Linked DNA regions of Homo sapiens: regions 1, 3 and 4 are each linked to region 2. A link is a contact called in ENCODE Hi-C or POLR2A ChIA-PET data. All regions are on one chromosome and are shown on one strand. The core of a region is the stretch at or near the end of the contact, and the rest is flanking DNA. Distances in the headings are between cores, read along the strand shown. Region 1 holds the start of GPR157 (G protein-coupled receptor 157). Region 2 holds the start of PARK7 (Parkinsonism associated deglycase). Region 3 holds the start of KLHL21 (kelch like family member 21). Region 4 holds the start of LNCTAM34A (long non coding transcriptional activator of miR34a).

Evidence for each region. Hi-C counts contacts between places; a loop is a spot of excess contacts on that map. ChIA-PET counts read pairs that join two places held with the same protein, here RNA polymerase II (POLR2A). Pooled maps may share reads with other maps.
Region 1: a pooled map shows a loop between it and region 2 (11-fold over the local background). The contact joins the promoter of GPR157 here to the promoter of PARK7 in region 2. A Hi-C loop is called at or near these places in 5 of 50 pooled maps. POLR2A ChIA-PET finds 5 or more read pairs at or near these places in 2 of 52 experiments (GM12878 and PC-9).
Region 3: a pooled map shows a loop between it and region 2 (6-fold over the local background). The contact joins the promoter of KLHL21 here to the promoter of PARK7 in region 2. A Hi-C loop is called at or near these places in 1 of 37 single-sample maps with no recorded cell type and 10 of 50 pooled maps. POLR2A ChIA-PET finds 5 or more read pairs at or near these places in 3 of 52 experiments (A673, T-cell and activated CD4-positive, alpha-beta T cell).
Region 4: a pooled map shows a loop between it and region 2 (4-fold over the local background). The contact joins the promoter of LNCTAM34A here to the promoter of PARK7 in region 2. A Hi-C loop is called at or near these places in 1 of 168 maps with a recorded cell type or tissue (breast epithelium) and 2 of 50 pooled maps. POLR2A ChIA-PET finds 5 or more read pairs at or near these places in 1 of 52 experiments (Caco-2).

What each region holds. Positions count from the first base shown.
Region 1 is chr1:9,127,234-9,130,457 of GRCh38, forward strand. It overlaps GPR157 (G protein-coupled receptor 157), which reads right to left and starts at 1,869. Exons shown (of 4, transcript NM_024980.5): 1 at 1,412-1,869. The coding sequence starts at 1,794. RefSeq lists silencers at 1,726-2,075, 2,136-2,455 and an enhancer at 3,157-3,224.
Region 2 is chr1:7,960,133-7,963,152 of GRCh38, forward strand. PARK7 (Parkinsonism associated deglycase) reads left to right here and starts at 1,579. Exons shown (of 7, transcript NM_007262.5): 1 at 1,579-1,661; 2 at 2,631-2,743. The coding sequence starts at 2,654. RefSeq lists enhancers at 647-1,430, 1,130-1,229, 1,431-2,214, 1,610-1,659, 1,860-1,909 and 1 more and a silencer at 1,380-1,479.
Region 3 is chr1:6,601,194-6,604,381 of GRCh38, forward strand. KLHL21 (kelch like family member 21) reads right to left here and starts at 1,676. Exons shown (of 4, transcript NM_014851.4): 1 at 604-1,676. The coding sequence starts at 1,624. LOC107984913 (a long non-coding RNA gene) reads right to left here. Exons shown (of 2, transcript XR_001737882.3): 2 at 2,254-3,188. RefSeq lists enhancers at 192-331, 362-411, 2,172-2,261, 2,282-2,441, 2,482-2,631 and silencers at 672-751, 932-1,091, 1,692-2,081, 3,046-3,188.
Region 4 is chr1:9,180,319-9,183,481 of GRCh38, forward strand. LNCTAM34A (long non coding transcriptional activator of miR34a) reads left to right here and starts at 1,886. Exons shown (of 3, transcript NR_132738.1): 1 at 1,886-1,998. It overlaps MIR34AHG (MIR34A host gene), which reads right to left and starts at 2,020. Exons shown (of 2, transcript NR_132742.1): 1 at 1,689-2,020. RefSeq lists enhancers at 574-1,435, 1,348-1,497, 1,436-2,296, 1,608-1,957, 3,158-3,163 and silencers at 1,998-2,357, 2,668-2,757, 2,768-2,877.

The sequences.
Region 1 (3,224 bases), core at 619-3,118, 1.2 Mb after region 2:
CCGTAATGAGAACCGAACAGAAAAACCCCCAACTCAGGTTTGCTGGGCAATCCTTCTTTTCCACAGAAGCTGGACCAGGTTCTGTTACCATTAAAAAAATACTGTATTCAATATTTTTAAAGACAAGAAGGGAAAGAGAACAGGTTCTTGCAAAGAGAGGTACAGCCTCGACTCCTTCCAAGTACACACGATCTCCCGTGTACTCGGGGCCCACACCCAGCCAGCCATCACGGGACCCAGACAGGGTCAGATGGGATGCTGCCGGGAAGGCAAGGCAAGGCAGGGCCCTATTCCATCTGCAGCATCTGAGCCTCGGTTTGGATGATGTGTTGCAAAGATTTTTTACTTGTACAGCTGAGAAGCAGGTCACTTAGTTTCTCAAGGACCAGCCGGCCTCAGTGCACAACTGAAGGTCAAGCGACTCTTACAGCCCTGTAGCCTTGCCGTGTGACACCCAGGTGACCTGTCTCTGCCAAAGTGCTGACTGTGCTCGCAGTCCTTGGAATGCACTTAAGTTTTTAATAGAAAGGACCTATAATTAGGGCAGTATCTGATGCTCTGATCTGGGAGAAGGAGAAAAGGAAAACAGCCCCTAGGATTCCTGCCCTCAGTTCAGCACAGCACAGGACGCCATGAGATTTTCAAAACCTGACATTCCCCAGGGAAGGGCCGACCCTCTTCAGCGAGGCTTACTTGAAAGACGCTTGAATCGCAAAGTAAGGTCTTGGCTTTTCCCCACTCTCAGAGAGACTCCAGGAGGACTCCGAGACTCCCAGACCAGCCCTCCGCCCCTGCCCTCAATCTCAGAATTGCTGAACTCTGGAAAGTCAAGATCATCTAGAACAGAAATACAAGGGGCTGGGGCCTGAGGCTAGAAACGACCAAAGACAGAATAAAAAGCACAGTCCTTTGTAAACTGTACAGCAGAGACACGGCAGCTCGGGAGTGGCGGAGTGCACCAAGCTCACTGTGGCTTGGGGTGGGGTGGTGGCGTGGGACTGGCAGTTGCCGGCTCTCCAGCCCGGGACAGTTACCTAACTCGTCTCCCAGCCTGTTTCCCCATGGGCAGCAGAGACAGCCAGGACACAGTGAAGCAGGTCACAAGGGGCTCAGAGTGTCCTCCCCAGCCCCGTCCAAGGAAACAGGGCCCGGCTCTGGGGGCGAACTCTGTCCCCACTACCCCAAGGGGCTGTGCCCTGGGGCAGGCACAGCGGGGCTCCTTCGGGAGGGAGCGAATCTCGGGCAAGGCTGGCCTCCTCCCGCTGGCCCAGGACAGCCTCGGGGGCGCCAGCAGGCACTGCTTGCTGTGGGTAGGGGGTGTCCAACCTAGACGCGGCCTCTGGGAGGGCAAGACCGGGAGGGGTCGGCCTGTGTCGGGGGCTCCTGGAAAAGCAGCGCCACCGCCACCCACCTGACGACATGGAAGGCCCAAAGCAGGCGATCTGTGCGAGGCCCGCGCGCGGCGCGGACGATGCTGAGGTACAAGTAGAGCGCAATGGCCACGGTCCAGAAGAAGGAGCTGGTGTTGGCGAAGGTGGACAGCGCGCCCTGCAGCACGCAGTCCCACGACGGGCCCGCGAAGTTCTGCAGCACTCCGTAGAAGTAGGAGGCGGCCGAGAGCAGGTCGGCCAGCGACAGGAAGAGCAGCAGGCGCCGTGCCCGGCTGCGCAGGTCGGGCCACAGGGCGTGCGTGGCCACCAGCAGGCCCGAGCCGAGCGCGGAGAGTGCGCACGACAGCAGCACCACGGCGCGCTCCGACGGCACCAGCTCGGTGGGCGGCGGGGACGGCTGCATGGCGTGGGGGGCCAGGAGCCGGAGCGCCGCGAGGACAGAAGCCGGGCCGCGCGTGCGGCCACGCCGCCGCCGTCTGGGCACCGAGGCGCCCTAGGCTCGCGTCCAGGCGCCCGCCCCGCCCGCGTCCGGCCGCTCCCCCGCCCATCTGGGCCCCGGGCCCTGAACCCCGTCCACGCCCTGCGCCCCGCCCCTATATCCCGGGCCCTGAGCCCCGCCCACGCGCCGCGCCCCACCCCGGTACCCCGGCCTTTAAGCCCCGCCTACACTCCCAGCCCCGTCCCGCCGTCCCAGGCCCTGAGCCCCGCCCACAATCCGAGCCCCGGACACACGTCCCCCGGCCCACATGCCCTTCCCGCCCACACGCCCCCCCCCCGCCCGTGTGCCCCCGCGTTGAGACTGGGACTTAGAGCTCCGCCCACGCGCCCCGATCCCCTGTCCACAGGGCCCAGAGACCTGGGCCTAGAGCCTAACCCACGCGCCCCGCTCCGCCCACGCACCCCGCCACACCCCTGTGTTCCGGGCCCTGACCCTGGCTCAGGTGCCCTTCCTCGTCCCGTTGCCCCGGGCCCTGAGCCCCGCCCCCGCCACGCCCCTGAGGCTTCCAAGCTCCACCCGGTGCCCGAGGCTCCTGAGCCCCGCCCACGCCCTCACACCACGCCCCTAAGCCCCTAGGTCCCTAAGCCCTACCTCAGGGCACCCCCAGGTCCCAGCACCTGTCCCTCCACGCTCCTCCAGGCCCACCCCTGCTCTTGCCAGGTGTCTGGGACATCCAGTCCTGTGAGAGGAAGGGCTGGCATTTTTAGGGCTAATATTACTTTCCCTCTTTTCAGCCAGCTTCTGTGTGTGTTGTGAGTGGAAGGGCGTGAGGATCAGAGGCATTCTTTCCACTAGCAACAGAAACAGCTCTCGGGTATGATCCTCATTCCTTCAGCCGTGATCCCGACGTGTTCACAAGTTGGTGGTGACTTGGGGAAGCCGGCGTTTCCACCTTTTCTTAAAATAAGCATGCTATTTTTTAAAAACCATAGCTAACTAGGTGTGATTTTTAAAAAATGAAATGCTAGGCAGGGCATGGCTTTTTCTTTAAAAATTTCAAACTTTGTAATTAAGATGTAATTCACATACCATAAAATTGGCCCTCTTAACCGAACAATTCAGTAGTATGTTCACAAGTTTGTGCAACCATCATTATTATGTAATTCTACAACATTGTCATTACTCCCAAAAAGAAATCCTTATCCCTCAGCTGTTAGCCCTCAGTTCTCCCCGACAGCCCTGGCAACCACTCTTCTACCGTGGATTTGCTTATTCTGCACATTTCCTGTAAATAGACTCATATGCTCTGTGGCCTTTATGTCTGACTTTTTTAACTTAGCACGTTTCCAAGGTTCATCGTAGCATATGCAGTGCTTCATTCCTTTTACTGCCCC
Region 2 (3,020 bases), core at 329-2,828:
CACAACAGTCAAAATATGGAATCAACCAAAATGTTCATCAATGGATGACTGGATAAATAAAATGTAAATATACACAATGAATACTATTCAGCCATAAAAAATAATAAAATCCTATTTGCAACAACATTGATGGAACTGGAGGTCATTATGTTAAGTGAAACAAGCCAGGCAAAGAAAGACAAGCATCACATGATTTCACTCATAAATGGGAAGTTGAAAAGTGGATATCATGAAGATAAGTTGGTGGTTACCAGAGGCCAGGAAGGGTAGCCAGGAGAAGGGGATGAACAGGGTGATTAATAGGTACAAAAATTGGTAGAAGTGCTGGGCAAGGTGTCAAGAGCCCCAGCATCAGAAAGTGGTCGACTTGCTGGTTGGTAAGAAGAATTTATCGACAACAATATAGGTTTGAAAAAGGAAAGTTTTATTAGAACGCTGCAGAAGAGTGCAGCCTCAGCAAGAGAGAACTGAGCATGCCGCGGTGGATTTTTCATGTCCCTTTTCGAATGTCTCATTTTTTGCAAATTCAATCCAAGTTGCGTTCATTTAGCCAGGATCCTTCTAAGCTCATTCAAGAATTTTGGGCTTTAACTATTTCCTTTGATTTAACCTGGTACCAGGTGCCAACTTTAGATAATAGGGATATCTAATTACTTCTAAATTCCTCAGATAAGGGGCCTGCTTGATGGTCACCAGGTGATCTGTGCTCTCCTTAAGAGGGAATAAGACCTAGCGTTGGCAGAGTTCTGTAGGGTGACTATAGTTAACAGTAATCTGTTGTATATTTTAAAATGTTATTATTGAAGAGAGTAACTGGAATGTTCCCAGTATAAAGACAAATGTTTAAGGTGATAGAGATCTCATTTACCCTGATTTAATCATTACACATTATATGAAAGTATCAAAATACCACATGTACCCAGAAAACACATACGTCTCTTACATATCAATAAATACAACTTGAGATTATGATGTAAATACATCTGACCAACTTGGTACTTATTAGACTTATGTGCGCAGCACTGCTCTAGTCCTGTGGGTGCAGCAGCATCAGGATCGTTAAAGAAAACAAACAATGCTGAGAAAAAAACTCACACCCCTGAGACATCCGGGTGTGAATAAATGCGGCAGAGTCGCCCGAGATCGGGAGACCAGGCGTGGGGGAGAGGTCCGGGAGGCCTGGACCAGAGTCCTAACAGACCAGAGGCGAAACGGGAAGGCGCGCCAGAAAAGGAACAACGCAAAGGGAGCAGGCGTGCACGGAGCGCGAACTAAGGAACCCCTCTGACAACCCCAGTCCCTCGGCAGTTCCAGAGACCGGCTCCTCACGGAGGGTGGCGGTAGAGACTGTTAAGCCCCGCGGGCGCCGGGGCAGGCCGGACTGTGCCATTCGTGGGGGGTACCATGTGGGACCGAGCCGCCTCACCCAGGGCTGTCCAGCTAGAAACTCCCCGGTGCCACCCCCGCCTCAGTCCGAGGTAGACTCGGCCGGACGTGACGCAGCGTGAGGCCAAGGCGGCGTGAGTCTGCGCAGTGTGGGGCTGAGGGAGGCCGGACGGCGCGCGTGCGTGCTGGCGTGCGTTCATTTTCAGCCTGGTGTGGGGTGAGTGGTACCCAACGGGCCGGGGCGCCGCGTCCGCAGGAAGAGGCGCGGGGTGCAGGTCAGCGCCAGCGGGGGCGCGGCGCATGTGTGGGCCGTGGCGCTGGGCGGCGTGGGGGTGCTGGACGGTGTCCCTGTGCTGGACGGTGTCCCGCTGGCTCAGAACCGGCGCGGGGCCTGGGTCGGGGCCGCCCTCGCTTCCGGCCTCCCAGTCGGGCCCTGTCGCTGGCGTTGGATTTGACTGACCGCCAGCGTGGTGGCAACGCTGAAGCGTCCAGAATCTTCTGCCTAACCTCTCGCCGGCATGGAACTGGCTAGCCGTTTTATTAAACTCTGTTTTGCGTGGACGGTAAACCCTCCAGATAATCTGTAAATAGGCTAAAAAAAATTCGGAACCTCGTTGAGCTGCTGTCGTTGGCAGTGAGAACTCCGCGCAGAGAGACAGATGTAGTTGGGTTGACTTCAGTGAGGGGATTTCCATCTTTCTCAGTCATTAAAAAAAGTGTTCAGACATTTAACACTGTTGACCCCCACACACAATTTTTTAGTACAGTTATAACTAAGAAAACAAAAATCCCCTCCAAAAAATTACAAGTTAATTGCGAAAGACCACATTTAAATTTTTGCCCATGAAATTCAGTTTAGTCGTTTCTCTGAAACAGTGCTTCAAAAAAGACTGTTTCCCCGCATTGTGTGAAATGCAGGAGACCCACGTACTTGTATTTTTAAAAAACCCATTTGCAACATACTATTAAAGTTGGATTTAAGAGAACATGGTAGAAGAAAATCTAAGCAATACTACACCTTTTAGCACCCTCATTATGTTTTCATCTCAGAGCAATTAAAACTGCTATACAAATCAACGTTAAGATAACTAAACTGCTGCTTTTTTCGTATTCAGTTGTCTATGAAAACCGTTTCCCTAGGAAGTACTTACTCTGCTTGAAAATGCTCCTAAACTTTAAATTTTGGGGTATCTCAGGGTTGCAATGAAAGTTTTTTGAAATCTTTTTTTTTTTTTTTTTTTAAGGCTTGTAAACATATAACATAAAAATGGCTTCCAAAAGAGCTCTGGTCATCCTGGCTAAAGGAGCAGAGGAAATGGAGACGGTCATCCCTGTAGATGTCATGAGGCGAGCTGGGGTAAGTCCCACATCGATTTTTAGCCATTCCTGTTTTAAATGTTTTTGGATTTTTAAATCATTTTGAATAAAATATTCAAAGTGCTCTATGAAATATTTCAAATATACACAAAATTTCAGAGATGACATAAGAATAAATACCTGTTGATCCACTGCTCACATTTAACGCTTGTTAATGTCTTGCCATATTTCCTTCAGACCCATTTCTCTTTTGTTTTGAGCTCTGTCGTCCAGGCTGGAGTGCGATGGCAGGATCTTGGCTCATTTCGGTCTCTGCC
Region 3 (3,188 bases), core at 426-2,925, 1.4 Mb before region 2:
TCGGCAGTGTTTTGGGGTTTGGGCCAAGTAACTGGAAGAAAACCTCTTAACATGTGACCATGTTTACAGGCTCCGGGGAGTTCAGCCTAAACACCATGTGACCAGAGCACAGAGCCTAGGTGCAAGCCCAAGGGAACCTTGTCACCGGGTGACAAAGAGTGAGTCAGGGGGCCCGGTGTGGCTCAGCAGGGAGGGAGAAATTCCCCGGCTTGTGGGGAACAGATGCCTCACCGGGCGTCGGCCTCCTGCCCGTCCCTGGATTCCTTAAGGAGAAAAAGAAAGCACCCATTGTGCGGGGTGAATGCCCCAGTATCTTCCAACCAAGTGGGGAGGCACCTCCTGGGCACGGAGTTGGCTCAGCCTGGCAGCCCCGGCCGCACGGGGCACAGAGACCCACAAGCAGCTACTTGTCCCGGCTCACACAAGGGGCCCTTCTTCAAGGTTAAAAGTATCGCCCAGAGACATGTAGTCACCAGAGCCCCAGCTTGGACTCAGGTGCGCCCCTAGGATTCCAGGCTCTGTGCGCTTCCCCCGCGAATAGCTGGGCTCCCGTACCGGCGAGGTTCAACCCCAGAGAGCCTGCCCAGCCCCTGGCCCACTCACCCGTCACGTAGATGTCATTGCCCAGCGCCACGATGCTGTAGCCTCCGCCCAGGTGGTCTGGGAACTCGGCCAGGTAGCGCCACTGACCCGTCTGCGGGTTGTAGCAGTCGACAGTGACCAGCTCGTCACAGTCCTGGTCGCAGCCGCCCACGAGCACGAGGATCTCGGCGAGACCGGTGGACGGGCGAGGACGCATTCGGGGACAGGGCCCGCGGTCGTGGCGGTCGTAGCGCGCCGCCTGGAAGTCGCGCGCCTCGCGCAGCAGGCGCAGGCAGGGTGGGCAGCGCGCCACCAGCGGCTCGGCCTCGACGTGCGCCAACAGGTAGAAGCGGCGCACGAAGGGCAGGCGCACGGCCTCCAGCAGCTGCGGCCAGTGCGCGGCGCGGCGCGGCGGGTCAGCGCGGACCCAGCGCAGCGCCAGCTGGTAGGCGGCCTCCTCCTTGGGCACACACAGCCCGTCGTCCCGCAGGTAGCGCAGCAGGCGCGCCAGTGGCAGCCGCTCCAGCTGCTCGGCGCCCAGCTCGCCCACGTGGCGCAGAATGAACCGCTGCGCCGCGCTCGCCAGTCCCGAGCAGCTGAAGGCCTCAGCGAAGTCCTGCATGTCCAGGCAGTTGGCCAGGTCGAGCTGCTGCTGCAGGAAGGCCCCGCACGCCTCCTTCACGGCCGGGAACTGCAGCAGGTCGGCGGCGCGCAGCAGCGGCTCAGCGTTGTCGCCGCTTACCGCCACGCGGCCCGTGTAGCTGAAGTCCAGCAGCAGCTGCAGCATGTCGGGAGGCACTCCGTGCAGGCGCACCCGCTCGGCGCGGCTCTCGCGCAGCTGCCCCGCGAACATGGCGCGGAAGTAGGGGCTGGCGGCGGCCAGCACCGCACGGTGCGCCGGGAAGTCGCGCCCGCCCGCCGCCTCCAGGGTCACGTCCAGGAACTTGCGCTCGGCGCGCAGCTGGCTCAGGCCGCGCAGCAGGCTCAGGGCGTGCGCGGGGTCCGAGAAGGGAAGCACGGCCAGGGGCGCCGGTCGCTCCATGGCGCCTTCGATAGGTTGTCGAGGACGCCGCGGCCGGGGCCTGCGGAGAGACGCGGCGCGCTAGGCACCGCTGCTATAAATAGGGCGGGGCGCCGCGGCTCTCGAGGGGCGGGATGGGCGGGGAGACGTCTGCACCGCCCCCTTAACCCCTCTGTGCCGGGCGCCACCGCCCCCCGCGAGCGCGGGCTCGCCTGTCCCCCGCGCGGCGCCCGCCCCCGGCTCCGCAGGCTGAGTCACCGCTGTCCGCGGCCGGCTCCCTCCCTCCGCCCTTCTGCGTCTCCCCGCTGACGCCCGGGCCGGGGACAGCGAGTGACAAGTGCCAGGTCCGAGGGCGGCCTCGCCGCGCGCCGGGACCGGGGGCCTCCCGGGGTTGCCCACGACCCACCCGGCCCGGCTGCTGAACCCAACCCGGGAGAGGCGAGCTCGGCCCTGAAACCAAAGCCACCCCTCCTTTCACGCCAGACTTCCCAAGGGCGCCGGCCCAGGTCCCGGGGCGGCTGGGTACAATGGCTTTTTGTTTTGCTTTTGAGTTCCACTAGTTTCAAGGGTTGCTAGTTAACCCCATCACGGGACACACTCAAAGGATAGGCTTTTTACCATTCTGGACCAAAGCAAGAACGCGTATAAAGTTTTTCGGTGACGTTTTTTTCTTGGCGCATTTATAAGCGACCCGGGGCCGGATTCCAGGAGTCGGCCCCACTCCTGTGTTCCTGAAGGAGCTTCTGACTCAATCACACAGGCGTTAACTTTAGTCGGCTTCACGCGCAGTTGTAGTTTCCGAGTCTGCGTCGCAGCTGCAGGCTCCGGGGCTGCCCGCCCTAGGGGCTCCCGGGCCTCCCTGAAGCAGCTGCTCGGACTCCACGAGAGGGTAACTGGGTATAAAGAGCGAGGGCTCAAAGTCAGATAGGAGACCGCCTTGAAACTAGATGACGCCACTAAGCACAGTCCCGCCGTCACTTGTACTGCGGTGGGGAATGGTGAAAGAAGGAATCGCCCTTATTTTAGTTCCGATAGACACAGCACCACTTTGAATGTCACTTGTAGGGGAAAAAGAGCCCTCCCTTGGAGGCCATTTTTTCCTCAGTGGAAGGTAGGCTTTGCTCAGTTTTAGAAAAGACCCCTATTTCACCACCAGGACTGCTGCTTTGCAGAGAACACTTGGGTTTGTGCTGTTTTCCAGCCCCCCTACACCGGTGGGCCTTTGAGAACGCATTCCTGAGGAAGGCGCCCGCCCACGTGGGTCCCAGAGCAGGCCACGCGCATGGGAGCTGGCTATCATTTCCTGGTTCCAGCGAGGTCTAGGGCCGCGTAGCGTTTCCAGAAGACATTTTGTTTTTATTCCACCTCTGAAATGAGAACCGCAGGCTTTCTCTTCTACTTAAGAGTTTCACGTCATTTTGCCATAAGAATGCATCTGGTCTGAATTTCAGGGTGAGCATGGGCAGCACAGGCCCAAATCAGAAAACATTCAGGTACCCAGGCGGGCCGCCTGTTGCCCATAGAAGGACTGTTCACACAGCTATTCAAGGCAGCGGCAGCATTCCTGGGCCCAGGAGCAGGGCCA
Region 4 (3,163 bases), core at 636-3,135, 1.2 Mb after region 2:
ACTTACTAACCCTTCTGCCTGAAAAGCCGTCCCCCTCATCCTTCTGTAGGTTTCTCCTCAATGACTCATTGCGTATAGCAAGGACTCTGTAAATATTTGTCGCATGAATGAATGAGTCCCGCCTAGTTATTTTCTTATGCACAGATCTGATAACCTCTAGCTGGAGGTAGTGTATCCTATAACCAAGGGCAGCATCTTGTTCATCCTTGCATCCTCCTACACCCCCCGGCCCAGGGACCAGTTACAAGGGCAGGTGTAGGGCTGGGTTGGCAATTAGGTGACACAATCAATGGGAAGCACTGCATGGATGCTATGATCAGAAAGACCTGGGGGCCTGTCTAGGTTTAGCATTATTGATTTGCGATGTGTGCCAAGGGCAGGGGTGGGGTGCAAAAGTGCAGTCCTCATGGCCACCACACCAGCTAGCCAAGGGATCCTGGAGGCCCAAGAGAAAGCTGGATTGGGAGGGGAGAGCAGGGCAGTCCTGGCCAGTTTTGGCCAGCTTGGGGAAGCTCAGGAGACAGGCCACTACCCCATGTGGCAGTAGGTGCCAATGGGCTCAGGTACCAACTGATGCTGCCCCCAGCTGCTCCCTCTGCTCCTGGATAGTCCTTCAAGAGGAATGTTTGCAAGCACAGGTACCTTCCCTCTTCCTCAGCCATGACTACACAGCATTTGTGGCTCATGCAGGAAGACACAGGGGCTCAGAGGAGTGGCCATTTGTCCCAAAGATATCTCAGAACTGGGCAGAGGCAGAACTGGCTAACATAACTGCAGTGGGCCGTTTAGCCCCCTTAACATGACTTGGTATCTGCTAGAGTTTCACATGCATGTATGCAGAGATCCCAGCCACCTCTGGGCTCCAGGAGCCTAGTGTGGATGCAACAGGAAGGCCCAGGCTCTGGAACCTTCTGCAGAGCCTAGCTCATGTCCCCCACCTGACGCAGAAACAGGGAGGTGCTGAAGCATGTGCCCTGTCTGTGCTACAGGCCCCATCCACGTAACCTGAGAGAGGGGGCCTCAGGAGCACTGGCACCTGCTGCTCCAGGCCAGGAGCAAGGAACTCCAGGGACCACCTCCCCTCAGTCTCCTTCCCCACTGGCGGCTCACAGGCTGGACAGGGCTCCAGCCAGCAGGGGGCGCGCGCGTTCACCTCGGGGCCAGGTTGGCTGAAAGCCCCTCTCCCGTTCCCCTCTTCTAGAGCAAAAGTCTTCCAAAGCCTTGACCTCTTAGACAACGCTACTTTAGTGACCGAAGCACTTTTCCTTTCCCTTTCATGCGAGTTTTTTGCAACCATGGGTGGCTAGTATCAATGCCTCCACTTTCAAGGTGAGGAGAGGAACTGGGGAGGTTGAGCATTTGCTGCAATATCACCGTGGCCAGCAGCGCAAGAGAGCCAGGGTCCCCATTTGCCACCCATGAACCAGTCGGCCTTCCTCGCCCCACGCTGGAGATAGAGGAGGGAAGAAAGAACTAGCCGAGCAAAACCCCAAAAAAGGAATCCTTTCTCCCCAGAGATTATGAAATCAAAGAACATTTTGTTGCTTCTTGGAAATTCTTCCCCTTACGGAGGCTACACAATTGAACAGGGTTTTCATTATTATGACTATGATTATTAAAGTTGTTGGTCTAGTTCCCGCCTCCTTCTTTGCAAACTTTCGCACGGACTGAGAAACACAAGCGTTTACCTGGGTGCATGCTGGGACGGGGCGAGCAGGTAGTGCAGGCTTCCAGGCCTCTCCTGCCCCGGAGCTTGGCTGCAGGACTCCCGCAAAATCTCCAAATGCCCCCGATCTGCGTGGTCACCGAGAAGCAGCCCGGCTCGGAACAAGCCCAGGCAAGCCCAGGCAGAGCCCGCCGCCGGGTCCTCCTTCCTGCTCGTGCCACCAGGCCCCGGGGCCGCGACGCGTCTCTCCAGCCCGGGATCCGGGGAGCTGGGCTGTCCCCAGACCGACGGGACAGCGGCATCTCCTCCACCTGAAAAGGAAAGAGGACCAGGTGGGGGCCAGGCAGGGCGCATGAAGGCGGCGCCAGCACCGCGCGATCCGAATCACGTCGGTGCGGGGGAGGGGTCGGAGCCTGGCCTCGGCCTAGGGCGCAGATGCGGTGCGCACCGCAGGGGGGCGGCGTGGGGTGCGGGGCCAGTCCCGCCGGGCACGGGGTCCTGGTCCTCATCCCCTTCACCGCCGCCGCCCGCCTGGGCTGGCGTTTCCCCAGCGAGAGCGCGTAGTTTGCGCAGCGCCCCTCGCCCACGCCGCCGCTGGGTCGCGGGGCGCGCCTACCCAGAGCCGAGGTCCCGGACTCCCCGGCCATCGCGACCCTTCCGGGGACTCCTCGCCCCTTCGCGGTGGGACCAAGGCCCGGGTGGGGCCGGGACAGGGTGGTGGGGGGAAGGGGGACCGTACAAAAGCAAACAGAAACCACGGGGGGCTCGCCGCGACGCCCAGTCCGAGGGCCTCTCGCCTGGAAGAGGGAAGAAACCCACGTCCTGGACGCGGGTGTGGGGTCTGTCCCGGGTCAGGACCTGTTGTCTCTGCGACGTTGCCAGTCCGGAGAGCTCGGAGGGCCAATGCAGCCCCGGATTCAACAAGATGCGAAAGGACTTCTAAAGCCAGGAACCGGCACCCAGCCACGGCCACCGCCCGCCGGCCCGGCGCCCTGCCCCCACTCACTGCGCCCCCAAGTTCCGGCGCCGCGGGCTGCAGGGGTGACTTGGCTCGGCGTGCCTCGGGGCACGAGGCTCGGCCCCGCACGGCTCTCGGGTCCCGGGGGGCTGGGGTGGGAAGGGACATGGCCGGCGCGCGGCGCTGGGGAGCCGGGTGCGCCAGGCTGGGGACCTTGCGTGGGGCAGGGCTTGGCTCAGCCGAGGGGCCGCGGCTCAGCCCCCCTCACCGGCCTTAAAGGTTCCCAGAGACGCAAAGTCGGACGCGGGTCCTGAGCGCGGAGCTACAGGGGGGAGCATGGGGCAGCCCCCAAGGCGCGCTCCCTGCATTTCCCACCCTTTCCACGCTGCCCTGCGCGCACGGTCGGGCGCCCTTGGGGTGGGCAGGGAGGCGCGGGCAGGGGCAGCGCCGAAGACCTCCCGCCGCCATGGAGAAGGGGCTCCCCACCCACCCTCCTGCCCCAACCATTATAGATCCCAGCCAGTGCGCCCCGCGCCCTT